Regions from separate parts of the Mus musculus genome. Here region 2 is linked to region 1. The links are chromatin loops, found by intact Hi-C in ENCODE. Cell type or tissue: heart. All regions are shown on one strand. Links, peaks and the distances in the headings refer to the core of each region. The heading gives the core; the rest is flanking DNA.

What was found. Hi-C counts contacts between places; a loop is a spot of excess contacts. Peaks named below come from ENCODE experiments on the same cell type or tissue, not always from the same donor. Only the 100,000 strongest peaks of a DNase experiment are listed, where the experiment ranks them.
Region 2: a loop joins it to region 1, with 3 times the contacts of the local background. A loop is called at or near these places in 6 of 42 quality-filtered maps.

What each region holds. Positions count from the first base shown.
Region 1 is chr1:160,787,115-160,797,355 of GRCm38, forward strand. Rabgap1l (RAB GTPase activating protein 1-like) reads right to left here and starts at 5,824. Exons shown (of 21, transcript NM_013862.5): 1 at 5,622-5,824. It overlaps Gm37083 (a long non-coding RNA gene), which reads left to right and starts at 4,781. Exons shown (of 3, transcript XR_003948752.1): 1 at 4,781-5,199. In heart, for the core only: CTCF peaks have their summits at 3,016 and 3,732 (motif pointing left); a DNase peak (open chromatin) is centred at 5,847; H3K4me3 peaks cover 2,488 bases; H3K27ac peaks cover 2,403 bases.
Region 2 is chr1:160,739,170-160,749,410 of GRCm38, forward strand. It overlaps Rabgap1l (RAB GTPase activating protein 1-like), which reads right to left. Exons shown (of 21, transcript NM_013862.5): 2 at 1,583-1,762. The coding sequence starts at 1,720. Among named protein-coding and RNA genes, the nearest start is that of Gm37083, 48 kb to the right of the region's middle. In heart, for the core only: CTCF peaks have their summits at 4,306 (motif pointing right) and 5,095; a DNase peak (open chromatin) is centred at 7,852.

The DNA.
Region 1 (10,241 bases), core at 1,214-9,213:
CTTAACCATCTGAGGGTGACTGCCTCTCACCTAGCTCTTTCATTACTCTTGCCTGCACACACCTCAAAGCTTCTGATCACCATGGCTCATGGCCCAGTACGGCCTTTCTCTCCAAACTAGTCATCTTATGTCCACAAGTTCAAAATGCTACCTGTTCTTCTAAGCATAGTTAAAACATCCTGTTTCCCCTATCCTTACAACTACAGTAATCTTTCTCACCTCTCTAATCTCTTTACCACTCAATTCTTTCTGCCATGTGTTATCTGTGTTCCCATATTTAATCTTCCATATAAGCAAGAAGGCTTCAAGGTCAAAGAACATGCCTCATTCATCTCTACTCAGACTGCTTAACCGAATGCCAGAACTGAATTAAATGAACAGCTTGGGTTAGGAAAGGACAGAAGCCCACTGGCTAACCAGGTAGGGTATTGATGCGTGTCTGTGATCTTAGCACTTGAGAGGTGAGTGAGGCTATGTGAAAGTTTGTCTCTATGAGGCAGACAAAGACAGAAATAGTGAGATCCAATATAGAACCCTGACTTTGCCAACAACTACCCATATGATTTTGGACTTTAGATTTTTGTATATTCATCTGCAGGTTAGAAAAGTATGCTCAACTAGTTTGTATGTCTGTCTGTTTGTGTCTGTTCATTTGTTTTGGATGTTCGTGGGGGTATTGCTTGTTTTAAAGGAGACTGGTAATCTTTACCTGAGTATAAAATTAATTGGAAACATCTTCTCATAAATGACATGAAAAGAATATTTCAAAGTGTTTATAGCCAGTAATGTGCTTTACATTTAACAACTGGCTACAAAGCTCAAATTATTCTATTTTCTGGTTGTCCCTGGTATAAATAATCCTGCTATGACCACTCAAACAACACTATAACAATATCACTGAACACAGAGCTAGGTAGAACGAGATATGTGAAATTTCTGTTCCAAGTCAGCAGCCAATCAGCACAGTCCTGAAAAGATAAAGAGTATTTCACAAAACTATTATTTCAAAAGAGAGAGGGGGAGGGAGAGGGAGAGAACATGAAGAAGATATTCAGTATTTCATCCAGTGGAGTACAGTCAAAACAGTTTACTAAATGTTCAGTACAATGATCTCCAGTATCTATGTATGCAAATCTTATTCTTGGCTATAGTCTCATAACAATTCATATCTCCTTTCAAAACAGAAAGTAACAAGACAGCTAAGACACCTAATGATATCTCTGTAAGACAAACTATGGGAAGGAGGTATGTGGTTTAGAAACAGTGCAATTAAAAAAAGCAAATATCTTATTCCTAATTTCCCCAAAATTCTTAACACAAGCTTGCATCTTCCAATGGAACTTCTATTACTAAGAATTCTCCATTAGAATTAGTTTTGTTTTTAACTTAATTTGCTCTTAAAGACTTATAGTACTTGCTGCACTTAAAATAGGCAAGGGACAGCATAGTTCACAAACTACTGTTTAGACTTCATACTCTGAGAAAAACTGGTTTTGTTGAAATACTTTTCTGATGTTCTACTTAAGCATGCTAAACTGGATAAGGAGCAAAGAAGTTTCCTAAATGTATTTTTGGCTGTACTATGTCTATCACAACAACACTGCCTGTAGCTAGATTTTTCATGAGTATTTATAAAAGTGTGTTTTCTATTTTTACGACTATTTAGAAAATAAGAAGGCTCAAAATTTCAAGCACACTAATAATCTTATCCCAAATCTAACTCTAAATCAACTAAAACTATATCTACATGTTTCCTAGGAAAATTCCCAAAACCTATATATTTTTTTAAAAAGAAGAAGAAAATAACCCATAATGAATGAGCATAAGCATGAAATTTCTATATCTAAACAATTATGGCATCTTGTTGGCTGAATAAGCAATATAGAAAGTAATGAAATATAAAAATTAAAATGTCGAGATATAAGTCTGCTTAAATTCATTAATTCTTAGTAACTAATGTCCACATAGCATTAATGTCCACATACATATACCCAATTTAAATATTAACTATAAAGACAAAACTCCTGTCTACTCTTAAAAGACAGCAGTCAAGTCAAAAAATGAGTATATCAGGCTGGAGAGGTGGCTCGGGAGTTAAAAACAATTTATTTCCAGCACCCATGGCTTATAACCACCCATAATCCAATTCTAAGGAATCCAATACCCTCTTTTGAACTCCAAGGGTACCAGAAACACATGTGGTATACACAGACAGACATGTAAACACACACAAAATAAGCAAACTTTTTAAAGAAAAATTTAATTAAGTCTTTTTTAAAAAGAATTAATGAGTATGTCTTCGTTACTTGGGTTCAACTCTTTCTTTTCTGTTTCCATTTGTCATGACAAATAGCTTAAAACTAAAGAAATCCCTGGGTTGGCCAGGCATAGTGGTGAAATCCCAGCTATCAAGAAGCAAAGAGGATCACGAGTTCAGACTAAGTTCATACGCACTGGAGCCCAGGATAGGTTATACAGCAAGATCTTGTCTGAGAAAGACTAGGAAAAAAATTTAAAAGTCCTATGTTCAGTCTTTGTATCTCAAACTCTGGAACTAAATCATTTATATGAGACAAGAGTTATACTTTGGGTCTGGTTAATTTCAGTGTCTGATGTTTTTCTTGTTGTTTTGTTTTGTTTTGTTTTCTGGCAATACATTTTATAATAAATATCATTAAAATGTTTAAATGTTAAATTAAATGTTTAAAATAATGTTTAAAAGCTGTTATAAACATGCAAAAACTGATTGAAACCTATAAGACATAGGGGCAGGAGAAGAGCTCTGTGCTGGGACTCCCAAAGGCTACCCTATTGTTTGACTTCAATCTCCTGAAGCCCTCATCTCCATACAACTTAAAGAATGGTGGCTGGGGGCTGGAGAGTTCGCTCAACAGTTAAGAGCACATGTTGCTCTTACAAAGGTCCAGGCACCCACATGGCAGTTCACAACCATCTTTAACTCCAGATACAGAGGATGTGATGCCGTCTTCTGACCTCCAGGGGCACCAAGAACACACACATGGTACACATGCATGCAGGCAAGGCACATAAACAATAAATAAATAATAATAAATTATCAAGAATTTTTAAAAAGAAAATGGTAGGCTGAAACAGACTCCCAGTTCTATACCGCCAGTGCAAGAACTTTATACACCTAACTGTTCCTTCCTTCAGAGTCAGTATGCAAATCTGTTAATCTCTCCCATATAATATTTGTACTTGGAACTACAGAATTTCCACTTTTCACTACTCCCCCAGACCTAAGACTTTCAGCCTCACTGCAGTATCTGAGAGTTCAAATAAATATACAGCAATTAAACCATGTCAAGTTTCAGGCAAAGCAAAGTTTTTCAAAAGTCACAAATTCAGAACTAATGAGCTGACAGAAATGAAAACTCTTGTTTCACTTGCTTAATAATACTTTGTAAGTCAATGACAAATATAGTTGGGCTTGGTTCATGTCCATAATCCTAATATGTATTTAGAAGGCTGAGGCAGAAGGCCTGCTATAAGTTTAAGGTCAGTGTGGGCTATATAGTAAGTTCAGGTCAGTCAGAGCTACCATATAAGACTCTGTCTCAAAAAATAAGTAAATAAGGCAAAGACAGCTCAGTGGTTTAAGAGCACTAGATGTTCCTTCAGAGGACCTGGTTTTAATTCTAGGACATACATGGCTGCTAACAACTGTCTGTAACTCCAGTTCCAGGGTATCTGATGCCCTCTTCTGGTCTCCTCTGGCACCAGGCACAGAGGGGGTGCACAGACTTGTGTGGAGATAAAACACATAAAATCAAATAAATCTTTAAAAAATAAATAAATACCCCAACAAAAATAATACAACTTTTCAAATATTTTTTAGAACACCCTAATGATATAAATCATGAGGGAATGATCAAACAAGCAAAAATTCTCAGAACAACACAAACATAATATACAGAACTTCCCATCCAATGTTTTAAAAAGAAGGAAAGAAAGAAAACTGCCATAGGTCTACAGCCATACCTTTTGCACTTGTTTGTATATTTGCTATTTTCCTCAATAATATTGGAGCTTCCTACCTTATTTGCAGCTTCCCAGAGCACAAATTAAGCTTTCCAACATGCTCACAGATAAGCCCTGAACAATCACATCTATTTCTCCCCAGGTGGTTTAGTATATTAAGAGTACATCTTGAACTAATTTAATATGGTCATCAATCTAACTCAAAGTCTTAGCTAGCTTCCCAAGAAGTACATTTTGTAGTAACATATACTATATTAAATTCATCTAGCCTTTCTCCTTTCAACCTCAGTGTCAGTTTCATATAGAGAACACAACTAAGACAATGAATCACAGGCCAATTTCCCTTTCCAGGCAGCTTGTAAACTAGTATTTTCCACGAATAGAATCCACTTCCAATTTGACTACAAACTTCATGTCTGTACCTCCTGATCACGATTACTGGACATTCTACAGAAGTGCAGCGGCTGCCAAATGTAAACACTACTACAAGAAAAGTCTTAAGGTTTTCAGGAAATTGTGTTCTCTGAATTGTGACAGTCAACTATCTACCTCTTCTCATACACAAGAAAATTTAGATGCATTAAAATCATCTAAACTGTCCATTGGAAAAAAAAATGCATGCTTTGACATCTGTTTCCAAACAGCACTAAGCAGGTCAAGCAAGCCCTTACCATTAAAGGTTAGCGGTTCATTTAATTTGCATACCATCGGTTCTGAAAAAACGATCGCCTAAATTCGAGTCTTTTTCTGATATAACCAACTCTGAGAAGTCCAAAAAGAATATATAAGCACCTGAACGAAACTGTCTTGAGACCACAAATGAACTTCTCAGTTCAGCCTTCCTTGCTCCTGGCCACCTCCCCAATGGCCAGTGGCCCCTTTCCACATGCTGACGCACTGCCCAGCCCTGCACCGTTGGCGATCCGAGCAAAGTACCAGCTCGGTCTCAGAAACTTTGACTCAGTTATCAGGACACGGAGGACAACATGCGCGTGGGTGTGGATGAGTGTCTGTCGGGGCCCACGCGGTCAACTTTGAAGCGGGGCATTCCTGGCAGGTAGAGATCTGCCCAAAAAACAGCCTATCCCAGACAGCAAAACCACAAGCATCGCCAGCAGGAACGGAGCAAAGTGCGCGGGGCGGAGGAAAGGGAAGAGCGAGGGAAGGACACGGGATCCAACCGACGCTTTCAAGTGGGTAAGAAAATAAACCTGTCCACACGCCCCCCCGGACTCGGGGTTGCTGGGACTGCGAGCCCAGCAGCAGCCACATCCCGGCCACCGCCGGCGGGGGCGGCGGCAATGTCAGGAGGGCACACTTGGAGGCGGCGGCCGCCCAAGCCACCACCCGGCCCCAGGTGAGGGGCGCCAACCCCGCCTCCCGCCCGGCCGCCCCACCGCGACGAGCCAGCCACACGGAGAACCCGGGTGTCCCGGAGGCGGCCGACGGTGCTGAGCCCGCCGGATGCCTTCCGCCCCGCTCCAGCATCCCGGTCCCGGGCCGGGCCTCGCACCCCGACCCTCTCTGAACCAGCCGGGTCCACCTCAAAACCCCCCGGAGCGCGGCTCCCAGCCGTCAGGCCGCCCTCGAGCCCCCCTCGAAGGCCGCTTTCACCTCACCTCACGTCTCCGCGGCCGTGCCGGAACAACAACTCTGTCAGACGCCCGAGTCCCACCCGCCGCCCAGAGCTCTGCGGCCGGGCCCGTCCCGTTCACTCCGCCGCGGCCGAAGCCCAGGGAGGGCGGAGGGAACGGGGCGGAGGGAGCGGGCTGGGGAGGGGAGAGGACCGCACGGCAGGAAGAGGCGAGGGAGGGGGCGGACTGAGGAGGAGGCGGTCGGCGGGAGCGCGCGCGCCCGGCCCCTCGGCGCGGCGTGCGCGCTCCCGAGGGCGGAGGTGCCTTCTCTGCCTAAGTCGGCGGCGCGCGCGCGCGTCCACAGGCTCGCTTGACTCGGCTTGGCCCCCCCAACCCTGAAAGCGCGGAGTACAAACCTGAGCAGAGGGCAGAGGGCGAGCTAGGAGAGCGGAGGCACGCGAGGACCTCCTCCAGCACGCGTGCTGGTGCCTGGCAATCATCCCCAGCACTGACTGAGTTCTAAGTCCCTTTTGGGGAGATTCTTTCTTAACAAACCTGTTTTACATATTTCCATTCCGTGAGGCCAGTAAGTCACCTCGGAGGACTAACTTTTCCACCGGGACTCTTTGTCCTTTGAAGGTGCTTGGAGGCATCCCCCTTCATTGATTCTTCCAGACTCAGACTACATAGGAAAGCGCTAACCCAACGGTAAAGGCATCCCGGGTCTCACCTTTTAGCCTTTCAGAGAGTAGATTTTGGAGGACAGATAAACTAAAGTATTTACTTTCTGCCACAAATATTGTACTAATTTTTGAACTGTGAATTTTTTCCTTTCTAGATCAAGCAGCCAGAAAAGACCTGTACATTCCTTGAATCTCATAAGAACTTTTTTTCTCAGGTTTATGGCACAAATATGTGTACCCTTAATCTGTGAAATATTTTAGAGATTCTAGAGGGACCTGTTCACCCATTTCTGTGCCTTTCATGATGAATCCTACCTGGCTTATAGAAAGTATCCGTTCAGTAAATATTACTGTTTGAATTGAATGTGTCCAGAGATTGGACCTCTAGAGTAGCTTCTTGAGTTGAAAGTTCTCTTTTCTTATAACACTTCAATTGGTCTGTCATTATTGTCCACCCAGATCCAAAAGCTACCCTGTAACATTTGTCAAAGGACCTTCAAACCCAAGTTTCTTTTCTCCTTTTTCTTAATGTTAATGCCTACAGATGCTGTGTCATAGCAAAAGTGTTCCAACTCATTCGGGTTTCCCCTCCGTGTTAGGTCCTTCCCAGAAGGTATTTTTGTTAAGCTCTGTACCCTGAGTAGACCTCCTAACCAGAACCTGACTCAATGCTTTAAGTTTGATACCTAATAAAGTTAGGATCTAATTAACACAAATCATCTGTTGACTTCCACGTTTGCAGAGTCTCATTGTAAATATACGAGAAGTAGATACTGAGCCAGGCTCTATGAGAAAATCAGCACACGAAAAGGCCATACATAGCATTTGCCTTCAGGTATCTTCTAAACAAAGCGAAGTTATTTGACAAAGGGGACAATGAAGGCTAGGACTTAGCTCACTTTCTCCTGTTTACCAGGAGGCCAGGCCTAAGAAGGGTGTGACTTCACGTGAAAGCCGGACTTCTCACTTCAGTTAACCTAATCTAGATCACCCCTCACAGGCACGCCTGGACGCTTGTCTCCCAGATAATCCTATATCCTGTCAAACTGACAATATTAAACACTGAACACAGCCAGGCACATCTTGTGTGTGGAGGAGAATGAAAAGGAGTTTTTCCTCACACTAGCTGCTGAGATGGGTGGGTTTAGTTAACGAAGCCACCACCTCTACAGTGAAGGAAGCTGACCCGAAGGCGAAGCTGACACATTATGAAAGAGTTCAAAATAAGCCAGAAGTCATCCTCTAGATTTAGTCATTTCCCTGAGTCAAGATGTTTTCTTAGTTACTTAGGATTTTTAAAATGAATTTAGATTTTTATTATTTGCAGTCAAGTCTGAATTTTTCAATACATATTATGGAAGGAAGAATCATATGACTCTCCCACAGATATTGTTTTAATGACATGAATAGATTCTGTACTTGATAAAATTTTAGAAGGTCCTCATAGGGATTTGTCTACTACCCAGAACCCTTCCCAGACTGGGTTATTTATGTAATGTCTGAGAACTCATCACTGCACTTAAAAAATTAGTTTAAATTCTGTGCTTTATTTAAATCAGCTTGCCCTAATAAAAGCACCTAATGACTCTAATGGGTAACCATGTTTATATGCATTTAACATGTGAGGGGTTTTTTATATTTTTGTTTTGTCTTTTGTGTGTGTGTGTGTGTGCGTGTGTGTGTGTGTGTGTGTGTGTGTGTGTTATACTTAAGTATACATTAACCAAACCAAAAGAGGATGCTGAGTATCTTCTGCCATTCTCTATGCTATTCTCTTAAGACAGAGTCTCTCACTGAACCACAGCTCACCGGTTTGGCTAGGCTGTCAGCCAGCAGGCTCTAGCAGACTTCCTGTGTCCATTTCTAACCAGCACTGGGGTTGTAGGCATGCATGGCCACACCTGGTTATTTTTACATGGGTGTTGGGGATCTGAACTTAGGTCTCCATGTTTGCATAGCAAATGTTCTTACCCACACAACCACTCCCTGGCCACTATTATATTGGTTCAGAGTTGTTTTGTTGTTGTTGTTGTTGTTTGTCTGACACTGGAAAGATTAGAAAAATAACCCTGGTAACCTAGGTTGTGGTGGTGCATACCTTTAAGCACTTGGAGGCAGTGGCAGGTGAATCTCTGAGTTCAAGGCCAGTCTGGTCTACTGAGTTCCGGGACAGCCAGGGATACAAGAGAAAGCACACACATACACACACACACACACACACACACACACACACACACACAAAGGGAGGGAGGAAGGAAGAAAGACAGACAGACAGAAGAAAAGAGAAAGAAAAATGGAACTGGCTCCCTAAAGAAAGGAGAAACGAGAGGTAGCAAAACATACAGTGTAGGCAGGAAGACTTTTCTCCTTCCTTCTTATTTAAAGCTGAAAAAATCATTCTAAGCCTATACTAAAGTCATCCTTTCAGACAGAATAAGAACACACTCAACCAGCCAGGTATGGTGGCAAGAAGATCACAAGTTCACGACTAGCCTGGAATACAAAGTGAGTTCCAGGACACCTTGGGCTACAATGTGAGAATCTGTCTCAAGAAAGGAAGGAAGGAAAGAAGGGAGGGAAGAAGGGAGGGAGGGAGGTAAGGAGGGAGGGAGAAAAAGAAGATGAGAAGGAAGACAATGACCACCACTATCAATAATGATAACCACAACACGGTCAACAAGCAATATGTTTATGGAAATCAGAACATGTTCTCAATCATGAGAGAGGCAGGCAGTGTTAACGTTTCTTGAAGACTGACTTATTATTTTTATTACCCAATAAGAAGAAAGATGATAGCTACCAATACCTGATAGAAATGTCTGAAATTTATCTCACTATCAGACTGCTTTTCTTTGTCTGTGACAATGACCCTCCTTAGTGAATAACAAAAACACCTGGGAGGAAGGGGGCATGGGGGAGTCATGTCTACTTAGCTCCTAGGAGATGACCAACCTCTGAGATATTACAAAAAGATATTATGATCTTTTGTATCATAAAAATGTTTCAGTATATAAAAGTAGAGAAAACAGTATGATAAGTCCTATCCTGCCCAGACAACCAGAATATGCCGAATCTCCCCACCCCCATCCCACACATAAATTTCACTCACAAGCATTTCCTTGTCTAGCCCTAAAAGCTAAGGGATCTTTTATTGACATCAATAAAACCTACAATTCACAGGATAGATAAGCAAGTTCCTTTAAAAAAATAGGTGATATAAAAATAAGTAGGAAGGAAGAGATGTTAGGTTTGCTTGGATATGATTTTGCTTTTTCTATTTTTTTCTCATTTCTTTTTAGAAGTTTTATAAAGTATAATTGTCATACAATTAGCTATTCATTTTTGAAATATAAAACTGGACACATTTTGACATATATACTTTTATAAGAATATCACCACCATCAAGACAGCCAGCATAGCTACCATCCCAAAGATGTTCTTTGGGTCCATTCGCCCTCATCTGCCACATCCTCAGGCAACCATTTAGCAGCTGTTACTACAGATTAGTTTGCATTTAATATTTCCTGGGGCTGGAAATCTAGCACAGTTATTAGAGCATTTGCCTAGCACACACAAAGTCCAGGGCTTGATCTCCAGCAGCATGTAAACTTGGTATTTCACACCTATATATTTGGCATCTGGAGTTCAAGGCTAGATGGGCAAATGATGCAAGAAATTCAAGATCATCTTCAGCTGCATAGAGAGTTTGACATCACCCTGGGATGAAACCCTGCTCAAAATATGAAATTTTTCCATAAATGGAATTATACAAGATATTTCTTTATGTTGCTTTTTCTACTCCTGACTATTGTGCTTACTGTAATTTAAAATTTTATCTATGATGTTCTTATGTATTTTCATTTAGTCTCCCAATCTCCCAGCATGTGTTTAATTCCTATTCATGTCAGCATACATTTAAATTCAGTTCCCTGGTATACTCTGCTTCTGGTTTCTCTTATCTGGAATGTGGAAATACCCTCCC
Region 2 (10,241 bases), core at 772-8,771, 48 kb before region 1:
TTAAGCTCTAAATATTCAGGCTAGAGATGGCTCAGTGGTTAAGAGCACTGACTGCTCTTCCAGGGGTCCTGAGTTCAATTCACAGCAACCACATCACATGGTGGCTCACAACCATCTGTCATGGGATCTGATGCCCTCTTCTGGTGTGTCTGAGGACAGTGATGGCGTACTCACATACATAAAATAAGTAAAACCTTTAAAAACTCTAAATATTTAAATATACAGTCAGTAAATACTGAGAATTTGTCCAGTAATCCTAATTTCACATTCCCACAATACATTGAGATCCTGAATGATAAAATCTACTAAATAAAAGAGGGGTTCACTTCACAAAAGGATTCTTCATAAAATATTGCAAGGGCTTTCAAACTACATTTGATGCAAGACCAGTGAGAAGGCTCAGTGGGTAAAAGTGCTCACTGCCAAACTCAACTACCTGAATTCAATCTCAAGATCACTCATGGTCAAAGGAGAGAGCATCCAGAAAACTGTCCATGGATTGTCCTCCACACAATAAACTATTGTATAACATACATACTACACACACACAATCAGACCATTTGAATTTTATGTGTTTTGAGAGGAAAATGGATAAGATATGGCACATTGTAAATACCACTTAAACAATAGTATTTCTTAGCATCTATACACATATTTTCAATTTCTTTATAAACCCATTAGCTCCAAGACTATTACTAATTTTCTTAGAAGTTATATTTTTTTCTGAAAATTAAGTGGGGCACAAGCCTAAGAAAATAAATGGTATCTTAAACAAAATAATGCAATACAATTGTCAAAAATAAGGCACTGAGACCATTTGAATAGAATTATGTACTAGACATAATACAAGCACTTAATAACCTCCTTTAAAGTGTATTTCTGACTCAATGATATGTTTTGATGCCATACTTACTAGCCATGTATAAAAGAGTACTTTATTATTATTTCCATTCCTATTTACAAAAAAGAGTTACCAATTCCCATGCACATATAACAGGCTTGCTTGCTTTCTATTCTTTAACTTAGGAAAAGCAACCCAAAACTTAGGAGAGAAATAATTTTTTTAAAATCCAATTGAAATTAACTGCAAAAAATATAAGATGTACACTTTTAAACTAATTAGTCAACTGTTAAACTGTCTACCAGACTCTTACACATAATTTAAAGCTAAAACTACATAACAGAAAAATCTTTCAATTAAAACCCAGAAGAAAAAGAAACAGTCAAATAAATTTATGTAAGAATTAATCAGTAAGTTTAATTCACATATTACTTTTTCTCTATTTCCCAACTATTTCTTCCTCCAAGAATTTATCAGAAGGTAAATAACCAAAAGATAATTGAGGGAAAAAAACTTTTTAAAAATCAAGCCAAATAATTAGCCTCTGGATTAATAAAACATTAAGTATTTTTATTACTACAAGGTCGTCTGAAAGAGTCAACCAAACCCTGACTTTTATTATCCAGGTCAGTACTTTAAGAAATCCTTCAGTGCTTATCCCCAGATGAGCTCCAAATAGTTAGAAGGGAGAAAGAAATTCATGAAAAACAGTGCCATATTAGAAAAAAGAAGAAACAATACCTTCAGCTGTGGCTTCCCATCATCCTTTATAGAAGTGGCATCTGTGTGCTGAGAAACCAAAACAAATTCTTCACTGTTCAGTGTGGCCACAGAATCAGATGACCCACTAACCTTCTGGAACGAAGCTCTGACCTCCATTTCAGTTCTGCAAACCTCTCTGCCCACATCCACCTGGAACAACTAAAGAGTAACAAAAGAAAAAGTAGAACCTGATTAAAAACAAACTAAAACTAAACTAAGAATCTTTTTTAAATGGTTCATATGAAAAAGAATCCCGGCAAGCAAATTATCTCCAAATGTGGAAGGCTATCTTCTTGGACTAGGCCACTCAAAGAAATGCACTCTCTCTGCTCTTAACTTTCAGACTAACAGAATACTGTTACCTGAAAAACACAACCCAGCTGTACCTCAACCAGACAGATTTACCTCGACTCAACTCTCTATTTTGTTAAGAAATACTACAAGTTTTTGTTTCAATATAGAGAGGGAGAAAAGTAAATGTATGACTAGAAACAAATTAACACACACACATACACAGGACAGAGATGGACAAGGGAGAGGGAAAAGGAGAGTAGGAGGGGGAGGGGGAGGGGAGGGGAGAGGGAGGGAAAAGAAGGAGAGGGGAGGGGGACAGGGAGGGGAGGGGGAGGAGAAGAGATCCCTGTAATCTCAGCTTCTCAGCCTCCCAGGTTTAAGACAGGGAAAGCCTTTAAGCCCAGAAGTTTAACAAGGTAAAAAAAACCACACACACACATAGTAAAACCCTATCCAATAAAATGTATTCAATTACTTTATTAAATCCAAAGCATTTCAAAAAACTTATCTCCTAAAGACCAAGTACCATACTTAAAATATTTTGCGGTTAATGAAGTTGACAAATGAATATAAACTTTAATACTCTAAGATGTGTTTTTCTTCTCTGGAGATATTAATATTTTACAACACTCAAAAGGTAAAATTTCATACATTTGTATTCATGTACCAAGTTAGGTCTCAATAATCATATTAAATGAAATTCCATTTTCTTGCTAGATCTATAGTCTCACAGAAACTCAAATTTCTAGAAGTTCATAAATTTATTCACACAACTAATTCTGACTGAAGATATTACATACTACATAACAGACAGTGATCTTAGTCCTCGGCTACATGCCTGAAGAAGGCTGGACAAGGTAGACATTGTTCCAACGCTTAAACACTAGTGAGGAAGAAAAGAAAAGGAGGGAGAGGAAGGAGGATAAAGAGAAAGTGGGGGACAGTGAGTGAGGAGAAGAGGGAGAGAGTGAAATCGGTCCAAATCTAAAAGTTTAAAGAGTAAAACAGCAAACGACAGAGAAATGGTGCAGAGCGTGGGATAACCTCAAGTAAAGTGGCAGAAAAGAACTCTTAGAGGATGGCCTCGTTCTTAATAGCTGAGTAGTATTCCATTGTGTAAATGAACCTGAGTTTTGCAGGCAAATGGATGGAACTAGAAAATATCATTCTGAGTGAGGTAATCCAGACCCAAAAGGACATGTATGGTATGTACTCAGTAATAAGTGGATATTGGGGGGGGGAAAAAAAACAAGATACAGTCCACAGAAGTCAAAAAGGTCAACAACAACAACCTGAAGTGCTTAAGTGGGGATGTCTCAGTCCCATATGGGAGAGAGAAGAAAGCAATCACAAGTAGGGAGGGAGGGAGGGACCTGGGAGGGAAAGTGGATGGGGGAGTGAGGAGTAGGGTTGGGGAGAGGGGATACCTGATCTGGTATCCAGTGAGCAAAAAGGACTGAAGTCCTGAGGGCCAGCAGAAAGAATGTAAATAGACAACTTCAGGAAATAGAAGGTTAATGGGACACCCCCCCTCACCCCACGGTCCCCCCCCCCCCCAGAGACCTAGGAAGTGAGAGACTCCCAGGACTCAAAGGGAGGGACCTTTGATAAAATGCCCAACAGTAGGGAGAGGAAACTTATAGAGCCCACCTCTAGCAGGAAGACAGAACATCAAGTGAGGGATGGGATTGCCATCCCACAGTCACATCTCTGACTCATAATTGTTCCTGTCTGAAAGAATTACAGGTATGGAAATGGAAAGGAGCCTGAGGAAAAGAAGGCCCAGCAACAGGCCCAAAGTGGCATCCAGCTCAAGTGGAGGTCCCAACAGCTGAAAGAGTCAGATGCAGATATCTGCACCCAACCAATGGGCAGAAGCTGCTGACCCCTGTGGTTGAGTTAGGGAAGGCTGAAAGAAGCTGAGGAGAAGGGTGATCCTGTAGGAGGACCAGCAGTCTCAATTAATCTGGACCCCCAAGATCTTTCAAATACTGGACCACCAAACAGGCAACATACACCAGCTGATATGAGGCCCCCAACACACATACAGTAGAGGACTTCCAGGTTCATTCAGAGATGATGCACCTAACCCTCAAGAAGGTGGATGGAGAGGGGCTGGGAATGGAATATGGAGTGTAAAAAATGAATTACAAATAAAATTAAATTTAAAAAAGAACTCTTAGAGGAAAATACATGAGCAAAAACCTAAATGAAAAAACAAATCTTAAATCAAATAGTGTTCACTGTGAATAAACGAGTAATGTGAGGAGGGCAGAATAGGCAGGCTGGCCTGAAGAAGACCAGATCCTGCACTCCATGGCCTGTCCAAGAACAAAGTCCCGAGAGATGTTCTTTCAAAGACAGCACTTTTCACTGCAGATAAACATGGCTGCAATGTTCCACTTTGCCATTAGGTGGCACTAAAACCATTAATCTTGTCAAGAAAGAAAGAAAGGAAAGAAAGGAAGGAAGAGAAAAGAAAAGAAAAGAAAAGAAAAGAAAAGAAAAGAAAAGAAAAGAAAAGAAAAGAAAAGAAAAGAAAAGAAAAGAAAAGAAAAACCCAAGTTCAAATTGCACATTTAAAAATTACTTTTCAATGTTAAAAATAAAAATTCCCAGGAATATCCAAACAACAGAGGATTGCACTCGTTAAGTACCAGTCATTTACTGCTGTTATGTAAGTAAATCACTTTGTAAGGCCATTTATCTTCCAGGGGTTTTTTTTAACCACTTTATTGTTGTGTCTGAAACTCCAGCTTGAGTTAGCAATTCATGTCTTTTTCTCTTTTAAGCTGCACTTTTTATCCTTAGCAGCCAAAGCATCATGTAGCCTAAGAGTCTTTCTGTGGTCAGGCTTCTCCAACCCACTGTCAAGTGTTTCTATCTGATTCTAAATGCTGCCGTTCTTTTCCCTGGCACACTTGCTGTAGGCATCCTCTCACCATGCTGAATAAAAAACGTCCATGTGTCTCTATGCTCAGTCTCCCAAATTTCTATCCAAACACTAATTCCTCTCTAATTTCCTGACTTGGAATCCAAATCCCTTCTTACCATTTCCAAAGAAAAGCTTTATTGGTATCTTAAGTCAACTGTGACCAAATAGAATTTCTAATGAACTCTCCACACCTGTTTCTCATCCATGCTTCTCTTTTTAGCAACTAAGGCTCTTCTGCTAACTTAGTCAAACCAGAAACTAGATGGCACTCTTGCTTCCCCTCCACTGCTTCACGCATCACATCAGCAATAACGGATATGGTCAGCCTCCTCTAAAACAAGCCCTACCTCTACTTCAGGGGAAATACTCCAAGTAGAAGAAACTGCTGGAAGAGCATACATAAAAATAATGCATATGGAACCCAGCCTATATGCCATGCCTTACTTGGCTCAATATATTCTCTCATTACAGCACCTTAAACCAAATTCTTTCTCATGTTATAGTCGACTCTCAGGATTACTACATCTTCTAGTATTCATTTTCATTCATGCATTTAACACATTTACATGAGTCTCTACTATACACCAGACGCTATACTCATTAGTAAAACCACTGTTGTCTCTGTCTTCTTAAAGCTAACATTCTCATTTAAGATATAGGCAACCTAGAAAAAAAAAAAATCAAGATCACATCCCGAAAGGTGATGAGCATATGAAAATGCTATAAGGAAAATGCCTTTGTATGCTAATTAAAAATTAATTTTTTAAATTTAGATTTATTTACTTTATTTATATGAGTACACTGTAGCTGTCTTCAGACACACCAGAAAAGGGCAGCAGATCCCATTACAGATGGTTGTGAGCCACCATGTGGTTGCTGGGAATTGAGCTCAGGACCTCTGAAAGAGCAGTCAGTGCTCTCAATCACTGAGTCATCTCTCTAGAGCCCCCAAATTAATTAATTTTTAAAATATTTGTTTTTGCATTGCTGTTTCAATGGCTTCGTGTTTTTCATAGCAGTTGTGTACTGAAGTCTCTAAATCTGTGAAAATAAACTTTCTCCCTATATAAGTGTTTTATCATATTTTAAACAGCTAAACTAGGCCTGTCATGAATGTATAAGGCATAAGTGGGTAACAATCTGTTTTTATCATTTACTATCATAACATACAAATAAACGTATTAAAAAGTTAAAATGTATCAAAACATAGGCACACAAACATTAACAGACCATACACAGTACCATTACAAATATATAAAAATGTAAAAATTCAGGATCATCAATGTATAAAATGAACTGTAGCACATACCATAAGCCTGAACAACTTTGCCAACAGCCTTCTACTGATATCATAATGAAAGCTGTGAGTGTGACCTAATCATCTTCATGTGAGCAATTTGTCTCTTCAAGAAACTGCACGTGCTGCAAGAAGTGATCCCCTGACCTCTGTGCAGGTGTCAGACCAGACACTACCTCCAGGTGACCAAAAGAAAGAGAAGACCCATAGGAAGAAAAAGCACTCTGTTCCAAATAGAGAGAAGAGAGTGTCAGAAATTCACTAAGGCAATGACAGAACAATTGCAAAGTCCAGGAAAAGCAGACAGGTGCAAAAAAAAAAAAAAAAAAAAAGCCTCTAGAAAGTTCAGCACCCGGATAAACAAAGGAAACACGGAAGCCCACAAATTCAACAACGCTCTCCTTGCCCCAAGTGCACGCAGCCATCAGCCCAGTGGAAGCCAGTCCACCACCTCACCTTCCCTTTCTTGTTCCCCACTACCCCACGCCCTGGTATTTCCTTGTCTTCTTTCTTCCTTTTTTTTTTTTTTTTTTTTTTTTTTTTTTTTTTTGGTTTTTCAAGACAGGGTTTCTCTGTGTAGCCCTGGCTGTCCTGGAACTCACTCTGTAGACCAGGCTGGCCTCGAACTCAGAAATCTGCCTGCCTCTGCCTCCCGAGTGCTGGGATTAAAGGCATACACTACCACTGCCCAGCTCTTTCTTTCATGTTTAATGGCAGTTTTGCTTCCTTATATTTTTTAAAAACATTTTATTTACATATCTTTTATTATTGGGCCACCATTTTGCCTTTTGTTCCCCAACCCGACATGTTTCTCTCTACTACACTTTCAGTAATTGCTACTGCTGTTTTTCCAAAACGAATGGTAAACCTCTTTTTATTTTTACTCCCCTTCTTAAATTTACCTAATTTTGTTTCTAAACATTCTCATATTTTAAAAGTCTTTGTTTCTTTTCATTTTGTTTTCTAATCTCTTGCTCTTTTTTCTTCCATATCTTTCTTCATTCCTTGGCTTCTCATTTCCATTTAACTTGGCTTCTCCTTTATTTCTCTTTCCCTTCCTCCTTTCTTAACCTTTTCTTTTCTTTTTTTTTAATTGGGTATTTATTTCATTTACATTTCCAATGCTATCCCAAAAGTCCCCCCATACGCTCCCCCATCCACCCACTCCCACTTCTTGGCCCTGGCATTCCCCTGTACTGAGGCATATAAAGTTTGCACAACCAATGGGCCTCTCTTTCCTTTTTACACGTTAATCTTAAATGATTTTTCACATAAGAAGACATTTTTCCTAGTTAATTTTATTCATAAACTTGACACAGCCTGGAATCATCTGAGAAGAACCCTTGACTGAGGAGTTCCACAGATGAAACTGACTTCTAGACATGTCTGGGAGGAGTTGTCTTCATTAGTAACTGATGTAGAAAGGCATCAATACTTCATACTTAGGAAGATGATCCTGAGTATAAGGAAGCTAGCTAGCTAAGCATGAACCTATCTATAAGGAAGCCAGCAAGCAGAATTTTTCCATGGATTTTCCTTCAATTTCTTACTTATGTATAGACATGACTATAATGGACATTAAGTGTCTTTCTTTATCTTGCATAATTTGATATTGGTGGTTGTAGCCTCCCCTCCCCCACTGTTTACATCGGGATGGAGCTTGCTGCTCAATCTTTCTGCCACGCCCACTGCTGGAAGCTGCCGCTTTGCTGTTCCGGAGCCACGTGGTCACCCTGCTACTGGACTCCAGGATTATTTGGCAGGAATCAGGCCCCCCTTCCCCTCCTTCATAACTGAGTGTTGGAATAGTAAAATTGAGCTTTGATCAGGATGACTGTCTTAGCTACATCTTTATCTTGCGCCGCCTAGCCCCTCTTCTCTTCCAGGTTTCCAGGCTAGAACCCAGACCTGTGATCTGCTGGCCAGACACAACAGGTGGTATTGTCACAATTGTTTGTTTCATTCTCTATAAGTGATATTAAAGAATGAGGCCTCCTTGGTCCTGTGAAGGCTCTATGCCCCAGTATAGGGGACTGCCAGGGCCAGGAAGAGGGAGTGGGTGGGTTGGGGAGCAGGGGGAAGGGGAAGGGGATGGGGGTTTTCACAGGGGAAACTAGGAAAGGAGATACCATTTGAAATGTAAATAAAAAAAATATCTAATAAAAAAAGAATAAATAATGAGGCCTCAATCCAAGTCACACATAGTAGAAAGAGAGGCTCAATTCCTGAATATTGTCTTCTGACTTCCATATGGACTCAGAGGTGTATACACACACACACACACACACACACACACACACACACTAAATAAGGAAGGGAGGGAGAGGGAGGGAGGGAGGGAAGAAGGGAGAGACGGAAGAAGGGAAGAAGGAAGGAAATGAAAAAACAAAAGAAAGAAAATTTTAAAAAGACAACTACAGTGGAAAGCATCACCAATCATGATAAGCAGGAAGAAGAAAGAATAGTGACAGGAATGGAAGACAGGACAGAGGAATTCCTACATTCAAATAACAATAAGGAAAAAATAAGAATTACAACATTATGAAAGAGATCATAAAGAATTATATTATCTCTTAAAAGTTTATGAGAGGGCTGGAGAGATGGCTCAGCAGTTAAGAGAACTGACTGCTCTTCCAGAGGTCCTGAGTTCAATTCCCAGCAACCACATGATGGCCCACAACCATCTTGGGATCTGATGCCCTCTTCTGGTGTGTCTGAAGACAGCTACAGTGCACTAATATACATTATATAAATAAATAAATCTTTAAAAAAAAAAAAGGTTGGTTAAAAAAAGAGTTTGTGAGAGATGTGGTATTGTGGCATTATACTAAGACTAGATTACAAGAAAATTATAGACCAATAATATCTCTTAAGAAAAAAAAACCTCAATATACTAGAAAACCATGCCTAACAAACACATACAAGTTATATACTAAGTCTCTAAGACTGGTTCACCATTCAGTACCCTTCAGTGGGGGCTAGAGAGATGGCTCAGTGGATAAAATGCCTGCCATATAAGCAGTAGGACCAGAACCTGGATCCCAACCCACCCAAAGCCACACACAGCAGTGTGCACCTATATAACTCGGGTGCTGGAGAGTCAGAGACACTTAACTACAAGACAGACTACTAAACTATCTGCAGTACAGCAAGGATTGTGTCTACTTTTACTTTTTTCACCAACACATGCTTAGAAAATGACTAAAAACAGCATGGGCTCAATACATATTTCTCTAATAGAAGACTGAATTATTTCAATATTGAAGCAAGGGCTCCTACATCAGGTAGAAAGTTTGATTAAACTGTTTCAGCTGGGCAGTGGTGGCACACACCTTTAATCCCAGCATTTGGGAGGCAGAGACAGATGAAGTTCAAGGCCAACCTGGTCTACAGAATAAATTCCATCTCATATATAATTTACTGAACACTATTACATAGCAGTTTGTTAAGCCAAAATATTAATTATCTCTTTATTTACAGCAATCTATTTTAGAGCAAGACCGTTTGGAAAATTATTGGATGTCTTTTAAATATGGAGCTCACAGTTTTGTAAACTCAAGATGGATATATCCAATTTCAACATGCATATCCAAGAAAGCAGCACATAAAAAAATCAAATCTGTTTCTAAAGGAATTTTATAATGTTATCACACAAGAATCAGAATATAAAGTCTGCCAAAGGGTTTTCATGTCTCTCTAGGTTCTTGTGTCTTTTATGTTTTTAAAAATACAAGGTACATTTACACAATGGAGTACTACTCAGCTATTAAAAAGAATGAATTTATGAAATTCCTAGGCAAATGGATGGACCTGGAGGGCATCATCCTGAGTGAGGTAACCCAATCACAAATGAACTCGCACAATATGTACTCACTGATAAGTGGATATTAGCCCCAAACCTAGATACCCAAGATATAAGATACAATTTGCAAAACACATGAAACTGAAGAAGAACGAAGACCAAAGTGTGGACACTTTGCCCCTTCTTAGAATTGGAAATAATCACCCATGGAAGGAGTTACAGAGACAAAGTTTGGAGCTGAGACAAAAGGATGGACCATCTAGAGACTGCCATATCCAGAGATCCATCCCATAATTAGCCTCCAAACGAT